Regions from separate parts of the Homo sapiens genome. Here region 2 is linked to region 1. Evidence: chromatin loops called from intact Hi-C (ENCODE). Cell type or tissue: OCI-LY7. All regions are shown on one strand. Links, peaks and the distances in the headings refer to the core of each region. The heading gives the core; the rest is flanking DNA. Region 1 has its middle 40 kb from the start of LINC03147. Region 2 overlaps LOC124900465 (a long non-coding RNA gene).

Region 1 (2,810 bases), core at 13-2,512:
ACTCATGTGGAACTAGAAAGATGGCAACACAAAGATAGCTTTAAACAATCACTTACTTGAGTTTTGAAACAGGTTGAAGTCAAAGAAGCTGAGAGTCAGGAATTCTTTGGAGAGTGTTGTTGACATGCTGTTCTTCCCCTCTCCCTTTCTTTGGAAGAGAAGGATGTTGAGGAACGTGAGGGTCTCTTGGAGTTTGAGGGATAGAGTGTCTGATATTTGGCTCATGCCTGAGGAAGCTAAAGGTGAGAGGCTGTGGCTGGAGGTGCCTCTGCCCGGTAGCACCATACAAAGTGCTAAACAGGGAGCAAAGGCATGTACACAAGGGGGAGAATAAAAGTAGCATTTCCTGTGAAAGCTGTGTGAATGCAGAAAAGAGAGCTGGTCAGCATCCTCCGCTGGAGTATAGCTGATGGTGAAGGGACTTGAGGAGAGAAATGGGCAGCCAGAAGCCCAAGGGCCAGCAGGAGGGAGCAGTAAGTAGCCTGTGGGAGGAGAGGCAGTTGGTGCACTCTAGTGCAAAGGTGTCCGAGGGCTGTCTCCAAAAACCCTTTATTGGAGAATCAGCCTTGGAGACCGGAGAGAAATGATGTGAGATCACAACTGTGTCACCATGGAGCAGCTGTGCACTTTCCTGCCAACTCCTCTTCCCTGGGCCTGACCTAGCAGGAGAGGAGGTGAACAAGGAAGAGAAAGGAAGCCAGCTTCATCCTATTTGCCCATTGCAGGCTTCCAAGTCTGAAGCTGGGAGAGAAGAGAAGTTTTAACTTGAAATGAGATTGTCATTATACAATTAGTCGGGACTGTTCTGACCTGGACTTTTTATTATCTGAAATCTCTAGACTGAAGGACTTTTTAGCTGAACATAACATAAAAATCAATAATACATGCTTGATATTGCATTCAGGGTAGAAATTAATAAGTCTACAGAAATAAGTTTTTCTTTTTTGTACATTGTCATCATATCCACCTTGTAAAACCAAATAGGTGCACTGCTAATCATTCTGTTATATTACCACAGAGCTTGTCCTTATCTGGCTCTGTTAAAAAAATGCTACATAAGAAGACAAAGACACCAATCAATGATCACTCATTAAGCCTGTGGTCTGAATTAGTTAATACAGTTGGGAATCAGGATTAAGACATTCTAAAGGCAAATATTATAAAAAGAATAGTCTGGAACATAAGTCACTGGAAGTTTAGGTTAAAGAGTGCATTAGTGAGCAATCTGGGCAGCCAAGCTCAAGGGAGGGGGCACTAGTGGCCGTGTGGGGTGGAAGAAAGGAAAGGACACACCCCTGAGGAGAATCCAATCTGCGTATGAGCAGCCTCTGTAAATTCCACCTGATGCGACCTCTAGTGGTCACTCTAGTACCATGCTACAGTGTGCATATCCAAAATTGTGACCAGTCCATAACATGAAAGTTGACTCTCAGTTTTCACAGGTTTAAAATTTTAGAACTGTGCAGGCAGAGAGCTCTTAATACATATTAATGGTTTGATTGCTCAGGTGGAGAATGGGTGAAGATGTATGCACCTGGGCCAGTTTCCTGATAGCTGACTTTCATGCTGAGTGTAAATTTGGCCACACATTTGAAGTGTCAGAGGGCAAATAGGAAAGAATTAAATAACTCATTGATTTCTCAACTGACCTTTGGCATTATTCATAAAGAGTACATAGAAGGCTTTGAATAAATGCTTGTTGAATAAATAAACAAGGAGCTACTCCTTATGGAGTTTGCTTTTTCATTGTCATGAATTGGGAGATTTAAATTATAGGAACTTAGTATGTTAACATCCACAAATTTTAAATTCGCCTGCGAGTAAAAGGATAAATTTATTTATAATAGATTTGGATGATTCCTATTTTTGTTATTTTATTCATTACATTTTATACAGGCAATCCAGGACTATAAGTGAGCCACACACTTTCTGAGTTCCTTTGAGTAAATGACTATTCCATGTTGGTTGTCCAGAAAGGTCAAATAGTGGACCCAATATCTTTTATTGGTTATTTTCAAAGTTTAGTAATGTAGTGATTATAAGTTTCTTTGAGATGTTTATTCTTTTTCTTTGTTTACTCATGAGGATATAATTTGAGATGTTTAATAGACAATTAGTATTTCAAAACTTATTTTAATTTGTGGTTTAATTAATAGTAATTTAATTAGTTCCAATAAGCATAATGAGAACATAAAAACTCTAAATTAGTAGGTGTAATGATTCTTGTCTTTCCTCAAGAGGGCAGCAAAACCGCACTGCTCAGTTCTCAAAGATCAGGATGAAAATCTTAAAAAGCTGATACACAGACAGCTTTCATATTAGTCCAACTAATTAAACATAACATGTGTTGATATTTGTATTGCCATTTTACAAAAGTTTAGCTTTTCCTTTATGAAATGAAAAAAAAATTTAATTCTTTGTTTTAGGTTAGACAACAGAATTATACTTGCCTAGGGTCTCAACACACATTGTTTACACAAGGACAAATGATTAAGTAAGCTACTGAGGGTAACAAATAAATAAGGTGGGTTTTTTTTTTTTTTTTCCTGAAGTGTATTAGTCCATTCTCATACTTCTATGAAGAAATACCTGAGATTGGATAGTTTATAAAGGAAAGAAGTTTAATTAACTCACAGTTCCTCATTGCTGGGGAGGCCTCAGGAAACTTATAATCATGGCAGAAGGCAAAGGAGAAGCAAACACCTTCTTCACAGGGCCTCAGCATGGAGAGATGCAAGCAGGGGAAATGCCAGATGGTGATAAAACTATCAGATCTTGTGATACTCACTCACTGTCACGAGAACAACATG
Region 2 (2,810 bases), core at 227-2,726, 150 kb before region 1:
CTTTGTTCGTTCCTTTTCATTCCTTTTTCTCTAATCTTGTCTTCACACTTTATTTCATTAAGTTGATCTTCAGTCTCATATCTTTTCTTCTGCTTGATGGATTTGGCTATTGATACTTGTGTATGCTCACAAAGTTCTCGTGCTGTGTTTTTCAGGTCCATCACGTCATTTATGTTCTTCTCTTAACTGGTTATTCTAGTTAGCGATTCCTCTAACCTTTTTTCAAGGTTCTCAGCTTCCTTGCATTGGGTTAGAACATGCTCCTTTAGCTTGGAGGAGTTTGTTATTACCCACCTTCTGAAGCCTACTTCTGTCAATTCGTCAAACTCATTCTCTGTCCAGTTTTGTTCCTTTGCTAGAGAGGAGTTGTGATCCTTTGGAGGAGAAGAGGCGTTCTGGTTTTTGGAATTTTCAGCCTTTTTGCACTGGTTTTTCCTCATCTTCATGGATTTATCTACCTTTGGTCTTTAATGTTGGTGACCTTCAGATGGGGTTTCCGTGTGGATGTCCTTTTTGTTGATGCTATTCCTTTCTGTTTGTTAGTTTTCCTTTTAACAGTCAGCCCCTCTGCTGCAGGTCTGCTGGAGTTTGCTGGGGGTCCACTCCAGACCCTGTTTGCCTGGGTATCACCAGCAGAGGCTGCAGAAGAGCAAAGATTGCTGCCTGCTTCTTCCTCTGGAAGCACTGTCCCAGAGGGGCACCCGCCAGATACCAGCCGGAGCTCTCCTGTATGAGGTGTCTGTCTTCCCCTGCTGGGAGGTGTCTTCCAGTCAGGAGGCAAAGGGGTCAGGGACCCACTTGAGGAGGGCATCTGTTCCTTAGCAGAGCTCGAGCACTGTGCTGGGAGGTCCGCCGCTTTCTTGAGAGCCAGCAGGCAGTAACGTTTAAGTCTGCTGAAGCTGTGCCCACAGCCGCCCCTTCCCCCAGATGCTCTGTCCCAGGGAGATGGGAGTTTTATTTATAAGCTCCTGACTGGGGCTGCTGCCTTTCTTTCGAGATGCCCTGCTCAGAGAGGAGGAATCTAGAGAGGCAGGCTGGCAGTATCAGCTTTGCCGAGATGTGGTGGGCTCCGCCCAGTTTGAACTTCTGAGAGGCTTTGTTTACACTATGAGGGGAAAACCACCTACTGAACCCTCAGTAATGGCAGACGCCCCTCCCTCCACCAAGCTCTAGTGTCCCAGGTCGACTTCAGACTGCTGTGCTGGCAGCGAGAATTTCAAGCCAGTGGATCTTAGCTTGCTGGGCTCTGTGGGAGTGGGATCTGCTAACCTAGACCACTTGGCTTCCTGGTTTCAGCCCCCTTTCCAGGGGAGCGAATGGTTCTGCCTCGCTGGCATTCCAGATGCCACTGGGGTATGAAAAACTACTCCTGCAGCTAGCTTGGTGTCTGCCCAAACGGCCGCCCAGTTTTGTGCTTGAAACCCTGGGGCCTGGTGGTATAGGTACCAGAGGGAATCTCCTGGTCTTCAGGTTGCGAAGATCATGGGGAAAGCGTAGCATCTGGGCCAGAGTGCACCGTTACTCATGGTACAGTCCTTCATGACTTCCTGTGGCTAGGGGAGGGAGTTCCCCGACCCGTTGCACTTCCCAGCTGAGGTGATGCCCCACCCTGCTTCAGCTCGCCCTCCGTGGGCTGCACCCACTGTCTAACTAGTCTTAATGAGATGAGCCGTGTACCTCAGTTGGAAATGCAGAAATCACCTGCCTTCTGCACTGATCTCTCTGGGAGCTGCAGACCAGAGCTGTTCCTGTTTGGCCATCTTGCCAGCCACTCCTGTTGTCTGTTTTTTAAGAGGAGCATTTTACACTTTGTTGGTAATGAATAGAATGGGGTGCAGAATCATTGAATTATGGGAGGCATCTGTTTATGTGCCTGTTATAAAATAGGAGTTTTTATGACCCAGGGATAGATTGATGAATAGGCCTTTGAATGATAGCTGAAGAAACAGCACTTTTATAGTCTCCTACTTTTTAAACTAAAAGATCATCTATGAACAGCAAATTCGATCTATGATCTGGTTCATTTAATTAATATCACATGACTATTTGAATGTATAATTTCTCCTTTCATATAGATAACTCTTAAGCACAAGAGCAGCTTGCAAGGCAAATTTGCTGATGCTTAAAAACCCAAACAAATGGGGTAAGTCATAAGAGGCGATAAGAACAGTACATTTTGTCAATAGATACTAGACTTACTGAAAGTTGGAGCAAGACTCTGGTAGCCAGAAGGGCTGTCTCAAATCCCAGCTCCACCCCTTATAATAGAATAATTTCGTCAATGCAAATGTGTGCCTTCGTTTCCCATCTGTAAAGTAATAGTTCCCACTTTTTAGGTTTGTTAAGAGGATGAACTCATTTAATGATTGTAAAGTATTAGAACAACTCATGGCACTTGGTGGTTTTTGTATAGCATTTTATTATTATGTATTATTATTATTTATTCCCATGTCCTTTGGACTTTTAGTCTAGTTGCTCCTTCTTTTGTACTACTGCCACCCAGAAAAGCAAAAAAAGAACCTAATATGCTGGCTCAAATACATCATTTTGGCAAATGTATGTACGTATGTATGTATGTGTGTATGTCTACATATGGGCAGTCTCACTTCACAGAAATGTCTCTGCCTCCCTTCATTGAGGAGGGGCCATTTAGACCATTGTAGATGGCTCCCAAGTAATCTCTCCTTAGCGACCACTCTCACCACACTGTCCCAAAGTGACCTCTCATTGAAATGTTGAAGCCTCTACTAGTGAAAGTTTCAAGATCACTGGTGCTATAGTTAGCAGTTTAAAACCTTCTCAAAGAAATG

Evidence for each region. Peaks named below come from ENCODE experiments on the same cell type or tissue, not always from the same donor. Only the 100,000 strongest peaks of a DNase experiment are listed, where the experiment ranks them.
Region 2: it touches region 1 in a loop (1.9-fold over the local background); 1 of 110 quality-filtered maps calls a loop at or near these places.

What each region holds. Positions count from the first base shown.
Region 1 is chr21:17,923,848-17,926,657 of GRCh38, forward strand. It overlaps a transcript of CHODL not described here. Among named protein-coding and RNA genes, the nearest start is that of LINC03147, 40 kb to the left of the region's middle. In OCI-LY7, for the core only: CTCF peaks have their summits at 1,363 (motif pointing left), 1,565, 2,261 (motif pointing right) and 2,462; a DNase peak (open chromatin) is centred at 1,344.
Region 2 is chr21:17,774,433-17,777,242 of GRCh38, forward strand. The region is part of intron 2 of LOC124900465 (a long non-coding RNA gene); the gene reads left to right. Among named protein-coding and RNA genes, the nearest start is that of C21orf91-OT1, 17 kb to the right of the region's middle. RefSeq lists an enhancer at 1,250-1,299. In OCI-LY7, for the core only: no CTCF peak of the experiment used is centred there; a DNase peak (open chromatin) is centred at 1,549.